Linked DNA regions of Homo sapiens: region 2 is linked to region 1. A link is an interaction called in ENCODE POLR2A ChIA-PET data of the cell type or tissue named here. Cell type or tissue: GM12878. All regions are shown on one strand. Each heading gives the region's core, and the rest is flanking DNA. Links, peaks and the distances in the headings are about the cores only.

Region 1 (8,225 bases), core at 2,220-6,219:
ACAGAGCAAAACTCCATCTCAAACAAAACCTCCTCTTCTGGTAGTTTGCTAGCCATCTTTGGCGTTTTTGGCTTGTAGACACATCACTCTGATCTCTGCCTTGATGTCTGTATGACATTCTCCCTGTGTGCATGTCAATCTCCAAATATCCGCCCCCCCCCCACCCACTTTTTTTTTTTTTTGAGACGGAGTCGCACTCTTTCACCCAGGCCAGACTGCAGTGGCGCTATCTTGGCTCACTGCAAGCTCCGCCTCCTGGGTTCATGCCATTCTCCTGCCTCAGCCTCCTGAGTAGCTGGGATTACAGGCGCCCGCCACTGTGCCCGGCTAATTTTTTGTATTTTTAGTAGAGACAGGGTTTCACAAATTTCCCCTTTTTATAAGGACAACAGTCATATGGGATTAGAGACCACCACATTTAACCTTAATTGCCTCTTTAATGACCTTATTTCCACCAGAGGCTGGAAAGGGTGTGTGTATGGTCATGGGTGAAGAGAGGTTAGTTAATGGGTATAAATATATAGAAGGAATAAAGTCTCATGTTCAATTAGCTAGAAGAGAAGACTGGAAATGTCCCAACACATACAAATGAAAATTACTCAAGGTGATGGATATAATAAATACCCTGACTTGATCATTCCACATCCTTTACATGTAACAAAATATTAAAGGTACCCCATGAATAAGTATAAATACTATGTATCAATAAAAAAAGACCTTATCTCAACGGAGCACGGAGCACAGTGGCTCATGCCTATAATCCCAGCACTTTGGGAAGCTGAGGTGGGTGGATCACCTGAGGTCAAGAGTTGGAGGCCAGCCTGGCCAACATGGCAAAACCTCGTCTCTACTAAAAATACAAAAATTAGCCAGGCGAGGTGGCATGCACCTGTAATCCCAGCTACTTGGGAGGCTGAGGCAGGGGAATCTCTTGAACCCCAGACGCAGAGGTTGCAGTGGGCCAAGATCATGCCACTGCACTCCAGCCTGGGTGACAGAGCAAAACTCCATCTCAAACAAAACAAAACAAAACAAACAAACAAAAAAAAACCTCTTATCTCTAAATAGTCACTTTCTGAGGTACTAGGGGTTAGGACTTAACACACAAATTGTGAGGTGACACAGTTCAGCCCATATTACTTCTCTTTTCAGAGCCTCAATTTCTGTATGTTCAATAAGGCTGTTTGCTCATTCATTTCAAAGCATGTCCATCCATTCATTTACTCACTCATTCATTCATTCAATCATTTAGCAAATACCTATTGAATGCCAGGTGTTATCACCAGGTTTAGGTTTATGCAGGAAAATATGAAAAAAATAGTCTTTTCTTTATGTCAAAGGGGCAGGTGGGCTTTCTGTGCTACTATTTAGAGAAGGTTGGGGAGAAGACCTCAGGACTGATCCTCTTGCCTCTACTTCTTAAGAGTCTGTGAGGACCTACAACATCAGGCAGCAAAAAAGCCTAGTGCTGGCCATAGACCCACTGTCAGACAGATCTACAGTCCCAGGAAACATGCTATTATCTGTCCACAGGTCTGGTTTGCTCTGTCAGTTTCATTTTAGACAAGGCCACTAATTGGCCTGCCTGCCTTGCCAGTGGGAAAAGAAATAGTGTGGGGAAGGAATTGGTAGAGACAGTGCTGGTCTGTTAAGTACCTCAAAGGCAGACTGCCCAAGCAATGTGGGAAGACTGATTCCTCCTGCAATTGTTTCTTTTTTCTTTCTTTCTTTTCTTTTTCTTGAAACAGGGTCTTGCTCCGTTGCCCAGGTTTCACTGCAGTGGTGCGATCACACACTGAAGGCTCTATTTCTTAGTTTCAAGCAATCCTCCTACCTCGGCCTCTGGAATAGCTGGGACTACAGGCATGTGCCACTACACCTGGCTAATGTTGTTGTTGTTGAGATGGGTTTTACTATGTTGTCCAGGCTGGTCTTGAAGTCCTGGCTTCAAGTGATCCTCCCACTCAGCCTTCCCTAAGTGCTGAGATTACAGGTGTGACCTACTATGCCCGACTTGCTTTTTGTTGTTGTTTTGTTTTGTTTTTTAGTGGGGATAGAACTTGGCATTTCAGAAATAAAAGAATATTTTTTTTATTGAGCATCTATTACATGATAGGTACTGCTCTAGGTGCAGCAAAGGCAGCAGAGTATTAAAGAGAGTCCTTTCCCTCTCATGCAGGGGAGACAGATAACAAACCAATGAACAAGGATTAAAGACTTATGTGGTTTAAGAGTTAAATATTAACATGATGGGAGCTTGGGGGAGCTGTGGTGGGGCATGCTGATTTAGTAAGGAGGTCAGGGATGGCCTTCTTGATAAGATCATCATGGTGTAGGCTCATGGACATAATCAAATGGGAATACGAATGCAGTGATTAGCACAGTGTCTGATGTGAAACAAGTGCTCAATAAATTTCTGCTGTCGATGTTATTGTGAATAATGTGCTAAGTTCCTTATTTGAATATAGGGACATTATGCCTATTTCATAAGGTTGTTGGATAGATTAAATTTGGAAAAGCATATAAATAAACTTACATGGCAAATTCAACAATGGCTGAGTACTAGCTAGGTGAGACAGCCAGGGGAGACAGACATAAACACACATAGAAATACATGCAAGCACATCGTATAAAGTCAGAGCAGGGTAAGTGAAAGAAAAGAAGTCAGGGACTCAGGGACTGAGATGGAGATGCCTGGGGAGAAGGGACAAGCTGTTTAGGATGGGAGGGGTGCAGGATCCCCCGAGGAGAGGCTTTTGGACAGAGGGAGAAAGGGAATTCTGGAAACAACCAGCCTAGGAAAAAAACGTGTTACAAGCAGAGAGAGCAGCAGGTGCAAAGGCCCAGGGGCAGGGATGGGGGTGGCCCTTCAAGAACCAGCAGGGGCCAGGTCACAGATAGTCTCAGAGGTGACAGTAAGAATTTTGAGTTTTACTATAGGCCAAGAGATACACAATGCACAAGTGTTAAGGAGTTTTGAGCAAAGACTGCAATGATGTAATTTACTTTGTATTGTTGTTGTTTCGATTTTTTTGAGACAGGGTCTCACTCTGCCACCCAGGGTGGAGTGCAATGGCATGATCTTGGCTCACTGCAGCTTCTATCTCCTGGGCTCAGGTGATCCTCCCACCTCAGCCTCCCAAGAAGCTGGGACTACAGGCCCGTACCACCACATCCAGCTAAGTTTTATATTTTTTTTAGAGATGAGGTTTCACCATGTTGCCCAGGCTGGTCTCGAACTCCTGAGCTCAAGGGATCCACCTACCTCGGTTTCTCAAAATGCTGGGATAACAGGCGTGAGCCACTGTGCCCAGCCCCAATGTGATTTACATCTTAAAGGATAAATCTGATCGATTCATTCAGGTAAAATTTCGTATTGATAATATATATTTTTCATATATCATAAGATCAGCAGTAACTTATATAAAGTGTCTGACCCTCAATCTAAAATAAATGTATTCATTAGACCTGGCATGGTGGGTGGCTCATGGCTACAATCTCAACAGATTGGGAGGCTGAGGTGGGAGGATCGCTTGATCCTGGGAGGGTCAAGGCTGCAGTGACCCATTGCTCATACCACTGCACTCCAGCCTGAGTGACACAATGAGACCTTGTCTCAAGAAAAAAAACCAAAAATCAAATGTATTCATTCATGACTACTTTGTGTAGGCATGCCAGATACAGCAGTGTACATACAGGCAGTGACAACATATTGTTTTCTGGTGGATCTTCTGATGGTTTTATTGAAACAGTGTAGATGCTCAATAAATATTCTCATTTGATATGAAACTATATATTATGATATTATTCATATTTTTATCACTCTTGCTCTAAAAGTGATAGTAAGCCTTCTCCAGAGGTTCTTTCTTTTGTTTGTTTGTTTGTTTTTGAGACAGAGTCTTGCTCTGTCACCCAGGCTGGAATGCAGTGGTGCAATCTCGGCTCACTGCAACCTCCACCTCCCAGGTTCAAGCAAGTCTCATGCCTCAGCCTTCTGAGTAGCTAGAATTACAGGCACGCGCCACCACACCCAGCTAATTTTTGTAATTAAAAAAAAAAATAAGTTCTGGAATACATGTGCAGGACATGTAGGTTTGTTACATAGGTAAATGTGTGTCATGGTGGTTTGCTGCACCTATCAACCCATCACCTAGGTATTAAGCCCCGATTGTATTAGCTATTTATCCTGATGCTCTCCCTCCCCACAATCCCCCCTCAAGGTCCCAGTGTTGTTCCTCTCCCTGTGTCCATGTGTTCTCATTGTTCAGCTCCCACTTATATGTGAGAATATGAGGTGTTTGGTTTTCTGTTCCTGTGTTAGTTTGCTAAGGATAATGGCTTCCAGCTCCATCCACGTCCCTGAAAAGGATTTAGTCTCATTCCTTTAAAACACCCTTAATTTTTGTATTTTTAGTAGAGACAGGGTTTTGCCATTTTGGCCAGGCTGGTCTTGAACTCCTGGCCTCAACTGATCCACCAGACTTGGCCTCCCAAAGTGCTGGGATTACAGATGTGAGCCATTCTGCTTGGGCTGGAGGCTCATTCTTGAGGAAGAGAAGGAAGCAAAAGAAAAAAAAGAAGAGGAAAAAAGAAGGCAAGAGGGAGCAGGGAACTGCCATGTCTCACCACTATCTCTCTGGATATGTGGATGTGGCCTTCCTCTCATATGCCTATTTGGTGGACTTTTATTCATGTCTCAGGGCCCAGCTGAATTATCACCTCCTCCATGAAGTTAGAAGCCCTCCCTTCAACACAGGCACAGCAGTGAAATTGCTGCCGCTGGCCTGTTCACCTCCCTGGCTTCCGGGTCCATCTCTAATGAGGCCAATCCCACTGCATAGGAGTATGCTGTGTGTTTGCTCACCAGGTTGATGATTCTCATTTTTTTTTTGTGCATCCTCAGGAATTAGAACTGGTTTTCATGTGTGCCTGGTATAATAAATGTTTAGCGCCTGGTGCAGTGGTGGCTCATGCCTGTAATCCTAGCACTTTGTGAGGCCGAGGCAGAAGGATCACTTGAGCCAAGGAGTTTAAGACCAGCCTGGGCAACATAGCAAGACCTTGTCTCTACACACACACACACACACACACACACACACACACACACACACACACACACAAATAAGAAAATTAGCCAGATGTGGTGGCACATGCCTGTAGTCCCAGATACTTGGAAGGCTGGGGTAGGAGGATCACTTGAGCTTAGGACTTGGCAGCTGCAGTGAGCTATAATCTTGCCACTGCTCTCCAGCCTAGGCAACAAAGCAAGACTGTCTCAAAAAAATGAAAAATAAGAAAGTTTAGGAAAGAAAGGAAGAAAGAAAGAGAGGAGGGAGGAAAAGGAAACTAATTCTCTCCTCCTTATTTTTCCAGATAATGCTAAAGCTCATTTCAACCAGCAAGTGCTGAGTTTATTGATCAACATTTCAGAGGTATTGAACTGAGTTTGTATTGACAGAAATAACTGGCAACCAGGCAGGGGGAGCGAGAAATGTGCTGACAGTCAGCAAATCATACGCCTGGTATTGGAGAGCCTGTCTATGCCAAAGGGGACAATCATTAATTTCCTATTCCTTCATAGTTACATTCCTTGGGTTGACTGACAAGTTCATTTTGGGGATTCATCTGGCCATTTATAAATAAACTCCTTTCTTATTCCATATTCCTAACTGCACCTGCCACGCAGATGATCGGCTGCCTGGCACTCACATAAAAATTTCAAATTGCTAGCAATAGCTCAACATGGTAGTTAAAGGAAATCTTCTGGTTATTTTATGATATAATCAAGAGAACCCATTTCCCCACCATTGTAGATATCTCAGGTCCATGCACAAAACCCAAGTGAATTTCATTCTTTGCCCCCTAACCACGTTTAAATAAATGACATCCAAGTACATAGCTGTAAAATGATCTTTTGACACTTAAGCTTTCGAAAGTCCCCTGTCAAAGCTGTGTGACTCTGAGTAAGTCACTGAATCTCTCTGAGCTTGTTTTCTTGTTTGAAAGATGAAAATGTATTCATGGCACTGCTGATAAGGTCGACAAGGTAACAGAAGTTAGCATGTTTAAAGCTCCCCAGGGTGGAAAGAAGCTTCTAATATTATCTCATTCAGCTCCAAGAAGAGAAGTGACCTTTTCCAGGCTGGTAAGTGGCAGGGGGGTGGAGCGGGGGTATATGAACTCAGCACCGCCTGAGGCAGCTGCTCACAGAAAGAAAATGTATCATTGATCTTATTGGTGATTTTACTCCTATGCTTGGTCTGAAATTCCATTTGGTCTCAGCGGCCTCAAGGTTAGCATAGGAAGAATTAAGCTCTCTGTTAGGCTTCACATCAACAAGGCAATTCTAGTTCATCTAGAAGTAATTCCAGGGCCTCCAGGAGTCATCAAAGCAAAAGTTCTTAGAGCCCAAATGCCTGGTGCTGATGTATCTAATGTATTCATTGTTCAGTGTATTTTGCTAGCAGTAGCCAGATGTACCTTGATATTTGCATTAGTATACAATTTCTCTTAAAGACTGTTTATATTTTAAAAGGTTTTGAGTAGTGCTAACTATTAACTTGGGCAGGAAAAATTCTCTGCTGAAAGAAAATCGGGCATATGTGGTGGAGCTTTCAGGCTAAAGCAGAAGATATTTCGCTTTTGTTTACTCAACAGATATTTTCTGAATACCTGCCTGGGTTTGTGTTTGGTGGTATTCTGTCACTGTTGCTCTTTTTCAGCTTTCATTAGAGTGAGGAAGATGAACACTAATTGGATCATATGTTTATCAAGTGTTTACTATGTGTCAAGCAGTGAGCTAGGCACTTAGCATATGCTAGTTATCTTAGCCCAACTGTGTAAAGCAGCAACTACGTTACCCCCACTTTATAGATGAGGAAATGGGGGCCTAAAGAAGCACATGGGTGTGCACAAAGTCCCATCGCTGGGAGTATAGGGTCAGAATACAGATGCAGGCAGGCTCTATGACAATGGGCTTTGATGAGTCAGAGTCACTTGATGAACTTAACATTTGGCCTCTAGTCCACGAAGTGAGTTGATTTCTGCTGAGTGATGGGCACTTGGTCATCCATTTTACTATCTTTCCACTTTCTTTTATGTTTGACATGTTCCATGATAAAAATTACATATATGTTTTTAAAGTACAGTCTCTGGAGCTAGACTGCAAAATAGGAATAACAATACCATCATCCTTATGGGATTGTTGTGAGGATGAAATGAATTGATACAAACAAAGCATTTAGAGCTGATTGCATTGGAAATATTCAAGGTATATAAGCTATTACCTACTATAACTGCTAAGATGGAAAACCCTGTAGTGTTTAGCATATATAGCAAGTCCCCTGCATGAGGTCCTGAATATGACAGACTACTGCACATTTTCCTAAAATTTTAAGTTATCTGATATGCCTGAATACATAAACTTTGCTTAGAAATATAAGTGAACCAGTCTCATATCTAATTATAGTATTTCATTTACTACTTTAGTAATAGTGATATCTATATAATATTTAAAATCACTTATTTATAATAAATAAATTTAGAAATACTGTTCTTGCTCACTCTTTTGTTTCAGTAAAACTACTTTATTGCAATTCTTCACATATAATTCTTGATTCAGTCTAACGTCTCTTTCTCAAGCAGTTGCTATTTAAAATAAATTAGTTGAGAAAGTAACCTTCATGTGTGAGAAAGTCATGCCCAAATTGACAGAGTCTTAGCTTAGGAACGGTTTTAAGGTGTAGATGCCAGTCTTATATACCAGCATTTACAGTACTGTGGTTTGAGGGCTGATGAATTGTTGACCTGGCTGGTGAGAGTGGGTGGGGTGGCTGGGAGCTGGTTGCTGGAAGCTCTGAGAATGAAGAGGTGAGAGCAAAAGAGAGAAGGCAGATGAAGCCAAGCTGGTCCCGGTCAGATTGCACTGACTTTTAATCTATTTTTTTTTTCATTATAAAAGTAATACATTGCTGCTGGAAGGCATTTGGACAACATCGAAAAGTAAAAAGAAAAACAAATCCATTAATCCCACTGCAGAGAGGGCACTGTAATCGTTATTTTGCTGTCTTTGATCCAAGCATGAATGCTCTTTCTCTAGATAACCTCATGGCTCAAATGTCACCTGCTCAGTGTCATGGGATGACTGCCTAATATGAGGACTGTCATATTTAGCAAATAAAAATAAAGGCACCCAATTAAATTTGGATTTTAAACAGCAAATTTCT
Region 2 (8,225 bases), core at 2,751-6,750, 230 kb after region 1:
GTCTAAAGGACCCATGGGACAATATCAAACAGTCTAAATACAGATAACTGGAGTCTCAGAGAGATATAGAATAATAAAAATAAAGAAATAAAGGCTAGAATTTACCAAATTTGATGTAAGATATAAATTATCAAATTCGCAAAGCTCATGGAAAATCAAACATGATTTAAACATGGGAAAAAGAAAGAGTTGCACATCATAGTCAAACTGCTGAAAATGAAATATATATAGACACCCTTGCTTTAGCCATTTCAATAAAGCAAGAAAAAGAAAAAGCTTAAAGTTTGAAAGGAAGGAATGAAACTGTATTTTTTAAAGATGACATAATTATTTATAAAAGTAAGCACAAAGAATATACAAAACAACTATTAGAATAAATTACTTTAGCATGATTGAAATATAAATGGTAAATATACAAAAGTTAATTGTATTTCTACATACTGGCAGCAAAAGCTAAAAAAAAAATTCAAAAATAATTCTATTTACAATAGTGTAGAAAAAACTCTCAAATACTTAGTAATATGTTTAAGAAAAGGTATGCAATATATCTTCAATGAAAACAATGTAACACTGTCAAGATAAAGAAAATCTAAATAAACAAATATACCATGTTTGCAGATTGTAATACTCAATATTGTTAAGATGCTTTCTCCCCATAAATTTAATATTGAGTAAATGAAATACAAGTTATAATCCCAACAAGGTTTTTTTTTTTGTTTTGGTAGAAATTGACAAGGTAATTCTAAAATTTATATGAAAGTGCAAGTAATCCACAATAGCTAAGTAATTTTATAGAAGAACAAAGTTGGTAGACTTAACACTGCTTGTTTTTAAGATCTATTATAAAGCTGTAGTAAACAAGACAGTGTTGTATTGGCTAAAGGATAGGAATATAAATCAGTGAAACAGAATAGAGTGTTCAGAAGTATATACAATTGATTTTTGATGTAGTTGTCAAAGGAACGTCTTTTCAATAAATGGTGCTGGAACAACTGGAGAGCCATATGCTAAAAGGAATGAACAAAAGCCCATAGTTCATACCATATACACATATTAACTCAAAATGGATTACAGAAGTAAATGTAAAAGATAAATCTATAAGCTTTCTAGGAGAAAACAGGAGAAACATTGTTTTGACCTTGGGGTAGGCAAAGGTCATAGATAGAAAACAAAATGCATAAATCATAAAAGAAAAAAATTGAGAAACTGGAGTTTAGAAAAATGAAAGATCTTCTTCTTCAAAAGACACCACTAAGAAAAGGAAAGACAAGCTACATAATCGGGGAAAATAACTGTAATACATATAATACATATATCTGACAAAGTATGTTTATAAAGACTCTTACAACAATACAAGGAGATAAGCAAATACAAAATGGAAAAGATTTGAAGAAATACCTAAAAATATATGAATGCTGATAAGTACATGAAAAGATCCTCAACCTCTTTAGTCATCAGGGAGACATAAATTATATCACAATGAGATACAACTGCACAACAATTAGAATGGCTAAATTTTAAAAAGATCAGTCTTACCAGTCTTGACAAGGTTTTGAAGCAAGTGAAACTCTCATTTACTGCAGATGAAAACATGCATCATGTATCCACTTTGGAAAAAAACCCTATTTCTCAAAATGTTAATTCTACAACAACCAAATAACCCAGATATCCCATTCCTAGTTACACAAGAGAAACAAAACCATATATGTTCACATAAAGACTTCTGCATGAAAGTTCACAGCAGTTTTATCCACAGTAGCAATAAGCTGCAACCAACCCAAATATCCACCAACTGGTTGGCAGATAAAATACAGCATATTTAGGCCAGGCGTGGTGGCTCACACCTGCAATCCCAGCACATTGGGAGGCCAAGCAGGGTGGATCACCTGAGGTCAGAAGTTCAAGACCAGCCTGGTCAACATGGTTAAACCCCGTCTCCACTAAATATACAAAAATTAGCCAGGCATGGTGGCAGGTGCCTGTAATCCTAGCTACTAGGGAGGCTGATGCAGGAGAATCGCTTGAACACAGGAGGTGGAGGTTGCAGTGAGCCGAGATCGCACCATTGCGCTCCAGCCTGGGCAACAAGAGCAAAACTTCGTCTCAAAAAACAAAACAAAACAAAACAAAAAAAAAAGGATCTACTGACAGGTGTAAATAAAGGAAGAAATTTCAAAGTCTTTATGCTGAATGGAAGATGTCAGACACAAAAACTACATACTGTGTGAGTCCATTTAAATGAAATTCCAGAAAAGACAAATCTAATCTATAGTAACAAAAAGCAGATCTGTGGTTGTCTGATATTGTAGGTAGAAAGAAGGATGTACTGTAAAAGGTCGTCAGGAATCTTTTGGGGGTGAAGGAAATGGTCACTGGTGTATACATCTTTCAAAACTCATTGAATTGCATACTCTAAATGGATGTGATTTCTTGTAAACAAGTTATACTTTAATAAAGATCATTTTTAAGTTGCATGTAGAAAAATATAAGTAAAGCTTGAAAAAAATAGGGCAAAATTTATATGTTAGTAGTTTTTGGAGGATGAGGTACAGAACATTTTCATTTTTGTTTATACTTTGGGGAATTTTAGAAACTCTTTTTAATGAACATTAGTCTTTTTTTTTTTTAAAAAAAAAGTCTATGGGATTTATCAGATTAAGGCCAGCTTTGTGTCCCTAGTCAAATGTGTGACTAAGATGTGTGTTTTAGTCTAATATAACTCATTATCGAATGACACTCTTATTGTTGGTCAGACTTACGGGCAGAGCAGTAATCCCAGAGGGATGAGTATCCTCACTTCTCCTCTGCATTTCAGGCATGAAATTAGAACACAGACAATTCAATAATTTATCAGAAATTGTGTTTTTAGCATAACAATTCTTCCTGCAGCTGTCTGGAGAACTGAGGCCCTCATTGATACACTGCATTAGCTCTGAATTGTTTTGTATATTCAAAATTCATGTTATATATCAATCATGGAATAGCAAAAAATTATTGAATTAGAGTCAGAAAACCTAAGTTTGAGGCTTTTTTGTTGTTTTGTTTTGTTTTTTAATTCTGTGTTACTGTGGTAGCTTTATACATAGCCCTGAAATTCTTGACATACTTCTTACTGAGATACAGGATCTTCAATACTTGAATCTGGGAGGGCTTGTTACTGCTTTGACTAAAAGAAAATGACAGAATTGAGGCTATGTATCTTGCATGGCCAGGTCAGAAAAGGCCATGCAATGTCACTTAGTTCTCCTGGGACAGAAACCAGTCACTATCCAAGAAACCTGACTACTCAGAGATTAGCATTTTGGAGAGCCCACATGTAGGCACACCAGTCAACATCCCCATTGGAGCTCTTAGCCAACAACTGCACCCATTTCCAGCCATGTGAGGGGGCCATTTTTGATGTCCAGCTCAGTTGAGCCTTCAGATGACTACAGCCCCACCTGGTGTTTGGCTACAACTATATGAGACACCCCGAAGCAAGAACTGCCCAGCCAAGCCCTTTACGAATTCCTGACCCACAAAACTGTGGGCCAAAGGAAAAGGTTGTTGCTTTTAACCACAAAGCTTTGGGGTAATTTTGTATACAGCAATCATCACCATTAACAGTGACCTTAAGTGAGTCACTTGAGCTCTCTAAACTCTAAGTCTCACATCTCTAAAATGGGAATATATCTATTCTAGGCCGGGCAATGTGATGGCTCACACCTGTAATCCCAGCACTTTGGGAGGCCGAGGCAGGTGGATCACTTGAAGTCAGGAGTTCAAGACCAGCATGGCCAACATGGTGAAACCCTGTCTCTACTAAAAGTACAAAAGTTAGCCAAGCATGGGGGTGCATGCCTGTAGTCCCAGTTACTAAGGAGGCTGAGGCAGGAGAATCACTTGAACCCAGGATGCAAAGGTTGAGGTTGCAGTAAGCCGAGATCATGCCACTGTACTCCAGCCTGGGCGACAGAGTGAGACTTTGTCTCAGAAAAACAAAACAAAACAAAATATCTATTCTATACTATGGTCACAAGTCTTAAGTGAGATAATACATTTAAAAGGATATTGGAAACCTTGGACAACAAATAGCTGTAGTTTCATTTATTCAAATATTGATTTGTTTACTCAACACGTTGTTTGAATGCCTACTACATATTAAGCCTGTGCAGTAGGCTAGGGGTATAACTGTCAATAAGAGACAATTGCTGGCCGGGCGCGGTGGCTCACACCTGTAATCCCAGCACTTTGGGAGGCCAAGGCAGGAGGATCACGAAGTCAGGAGATCGAAACTATCCTGGCTAACATGGTGAAAACCCGTCTCTACTAAAAATACAAAAAATTAGCTGGGCGTAGTGGTGGGCGCCTGTAGTCCCAGCTACTCGGCAGGCTGAGGCAGGAGAATGGCGTGAACCCAGAAGGCGGAGCTTGCAGTGAGCTGAGATTGTGCCACTGCACTCCAGACTGGGGGACAGAGTGAGACTCCGCCTCAAAAAAAAAATGCATATATATATATATATTGCTCCCATCCAAGAGCTCACATTCAGATGGAGGAAATGGTCAAGAATCCAGAAGGCAGAATGAAGTATAATAAGGCTACAGCATAGGCTAATGCAAGAGCTGTGGAACACATGGCAGGGCCTCACTCCTATCTCCTGGGGGTAGCAGAAAGAATGGTCAGGATGTGAGATTAGGGTTGTGTGTGTAGTGAGGCATGAGAATGGAGGAAAGATGATCACACACAAGTGAAACAGAGATTCTGGCTTGGCTCTAGCTTTCAGTCAGTAAGCTGAAACTAGTAAAAGAATGTGAACTTCTCTACAGAGATAAGGGTTTTCTTGTGAACCTATGTAGATTGGTCAGAACATACTTTTGAAGCATGATGGAGGCACTACAGGGTCTTTATCATGTGCATCTTTCTGGCCACACAAGAATTAAACAAACACACAATCAGGAACAACAGATTCAACTGCTAACTTGAATAATCTTTGCCATTTGCTTGATCAAAGCTATAGACAATGTTAAGGGAAAAGATTTCATCAAAAGTTTTTTTTTTTTTTTTAATTCTGCACAATGCTAGTCTAGGAGAATGGTGATTCTGGAAGGCAACAGTGGAAGCTTTGCTCCAAAGTCCTTGCAAAACTGCTCTTTCCAAGCTAGGCTACATGGGAATGTGCCTGCCTCCATGGCCTAATAGTTGTCCTGTGGCCAGTAGAGTTATTTCCAATTGTTCCTAAAAAGTCTCTCTGTGTGAGTGTGTGTGTGTGTTGATGGGGTTTTGAGGCAGTTCTGGCATGAGCCAAAAAAAAAAAAAAAAAAAAAAAAAAAAAAAGGCCTTTCCCATTCATCGTTTAATTAGGTCTAACAATTACATAATGTAAGCAGAATGTCCTATTACTGATGTATAAAGCTTTATGCTTGGGAGATGACAGTAACAGATTCACAATCAACTCCTGGGTCTCTGGACCCAGTGTTCTTTCTCATACCTCTTGTGGACAATATGGTAATAGGATAATATGGTAATATGAATGCTTAAGCATGGGGACTGGTGGTGATAACAGTGAGGTTTTCACAGCAGTCAAGAAATCAGGCAAGTGAAAAACAGAGAGGGGCTCATCTTTGGGATGGGGTACCTCAGTTTCCCCTTAGCTAGGAAAAATTCATTACTCTCTGTGGAAGACACATGAAAGTTTCTACACAAACACCAAACTTAACTAGCTCAGATCCAAGTGGAAGGGACTAAATGTAAGTTGCTATTTGCACTTTTTCTTTTCTTTCTTGGACAAGTGTAGGGTTTTAAACAGCTCTGGGAGATGGGAAAAAAGCAAAGTGGAGAAAAAAAAAAAGAAAAGAACGAAGAAAGAGAAAAAAAAAAAACGCAACTCCACTAATACCCAAAGTTGTGTCAACAGGCTGTTTTAGGAAAGAATGAGGGACTTTGTTGAGAGTGGGAAGGGCTCCCCTCACCTACTGCCTCAAGATGTGAGCAGAGGCTTTTTCTCTCCCTGAGCTCCTGATATGGTTCCTGGCACATAGTAGGAGCTAACAAGTGTTGGCTAGAAGGAATAAATCAAGAGGAGTTCTCATCAGCACCCCCTACCCCATGGTACTGCAGATGTTTTGATGAGATGTTTTCCAATTTAATCCTGTTTGCTGAGTTATTAGCCTGTTAATCTCAAACATAAATAATCTACCATGTGCTGAGAGTCTGACTTTTTCTTTCCCTGAGCTAACAATCCCCAACAGCTCTTCTACGTTTCTATCCCAGGAGAAACAGTATGCTTTCTAAGCAGCCGTCACACTCCATCTTTCTTCAGACATGGCACTCATTCCCAGGGTGAACTTCGCAGGCTCTGGGGGTAAGAGCCACCCAAAGGCCCCTGCGTCTCATGGCAGCAGGGCAGAATGTAGGGGAAACCCCTTTTGAAAATCACCGTTATATTAAAAAAATAAATAAATAAATCCTGACCTCTTCACAAACCCAACGAGGAAAAAAGTGCCAGGTTGTTCAAAGGGATTCACTGACCAGTTATAAGGAAAGCTCAGTAGCCGAGACCTAGGATTCTTGGGTCTACATCCTGGTTCTATCAGTGTTGTCATGCGGGTTTAAGTAATTTAATTTCCCTGTTTTCTTTTATAAAACAAAAGTAATTCTATATTTCCCATATGGTTTGGAAAGCTACTATTCAGATGAGAGGACATCACATGGTTAAGCCAGAGTTCTTTTTTGCCCTTCCTAAGACAGCTACTGGCCCAGTTGCCCCCATCCTAGATCTCCAGTCATGAACTTACCCAGACCAAAACATGGTAGTCATCACTGATCCCTTTTTTTCCTCTCCTAGAGGACAGCCAATCCAGATCTAAGTCCCATTGTCTCTACCAAAAAATCCTAAGGTTTGATCATTTCTCATCACCTCCACAGCTGCAACATTAGATGAAGCTATCATCGTCTGTCTATTTTACCACAAAATGGGCTTTCTGACACTCTCCAGGCTTCTACATTTATATTCCCAATGCCTATTCCATGCACAAAAGTTAGAGAGGTCAGATTATAAATGTAAATCAAACCAAGTCCTTTCCCTGTTCACTAGTCTCCAATGGATGCTCATCAGCTGTAAAACAATACTCCAAAATCCACAGCTGGATCCTAATTATGTAACCCCAGGCTATTTTTCCATCTTTTTCTCTTCCTGCCCTTCTCACTCACCCTGGTCTTCCTGCAGGCCACTGAATACATTAACCTTGTTCTTGTCTCAGGGTCATAATACTGTTCTTTCTCTTCCTACAATGTTGTTTCTCCACAGGTCTCTGTGCAACTGTCACCTCCTCAAGAAGCCTTCTCTGACCACCCTAAGATACTCCCTTCCTCCACCTCCTCACTCTATCTTTTTACCCTGTTTTATTTTTCTTCATAACATTTATTGCTTTCTGAGATGATGTCATATCTACGTTTATTGCCTCTCTCTTACAGAAGAATAGAACCTGCAGGAGTTCAGGACCTTTGTCTTTTTATCACCATACTCTGCATTCACTTAAGTGCCCAGCATTGGGTAGGCATTCAATAAATACTTGTTGAATGAATGAATAGATAATGCACAGAAAAATTTAAAGCTAAACAGTAGAAAGAAAAATTGTAAATTGCCCACTCTGCCTGCCCTCTCAAAACAGAAAAGGATTTACATGCAGGTTTGAAAACATCTTGCAAACACATATACTTTTGGAAACTCACCTGTTTGTTTAAATGAGGAACTCTCTGGGGAGATGAAAGAAATGAATTTTATTTGATTAGGCATGGTGTGCTATTTCCCAATTGCTTCTGAGTTTGCAGAAACTGGCTTCAGGTTCAAGGAGTGGGAATGCCCAAGCTTCCTGTAGCCAGGACAAGGAGGCCCCTATCATGTGTGTTGAGGAGAAGGTAAACTAGGGTGTGGCCTCCTGATGTCCTGACCCTCTCCAGCACCTCCTTCTCCTTACTCTCTCCTGCATCTCACAGCTTTCACTCCACAGCTTGCAATCAAGCCTACCCTTACAAGTGCTAGAAAGAACACATGCAATGATTGGGAGCTAGATTTGAGTCCAACTTCTTCCTTCATGTCTGATTTTCAACAAATTATTAAACCTCTCTGAATCTTTTTAAATATAATTTTTACATTATTTGAAATATGAGAAAGAGACACTAATCCTCACCTCACCAGCCTTCCTCTGATAGATGGGATTTGCCAGAGACTGACAAAAATGAGGGC

What was found. Peaks named below come from ENCODE experiments on the same cell type or tissue, not always from the same donor. Only the 100,000 strongest peaks of a DNase experiment are listed, where the experiment ranks them.
Region 2: POLR2A ChIA-PET joins it to region 1 with 7 read pairs; 2 of 35 experiments call an interaction of 5 or more read pairs at or near these places.

What each region holds. Positions count from the first base shown.
Region 1 is chr9:116,884,652-116,892,876 of GRCh38, forward strand. All of the region lies in intron 10 of ASTN2 (astrotactin 2), which reads right to left. Among named protein-coding and RNA genes, the nearest start is that of TRIM32, 200 kb to the left of the region's middle. In GM12878, for the core only: no CTCF peak of the experiment used is centred there; no DNase peak of the experiment used is centred there.
Region 2 is chr9:117,111,552-117,119,776 of GRCh38, forward strand. The region is part of intron 4 of ASTN2 (astrotactin 2); the gene reads right to left. Among named protein-coding and RNA genes, the nearest start is that of SNORA70C, 66 kb to the right of the region's middle. RefSeq lists a silencer at 1,905-2,081. In GM12878, for the core only: no CTCF peak of the experiment used is centred there; a DNase peak (open chromatin) is centred at 4,730.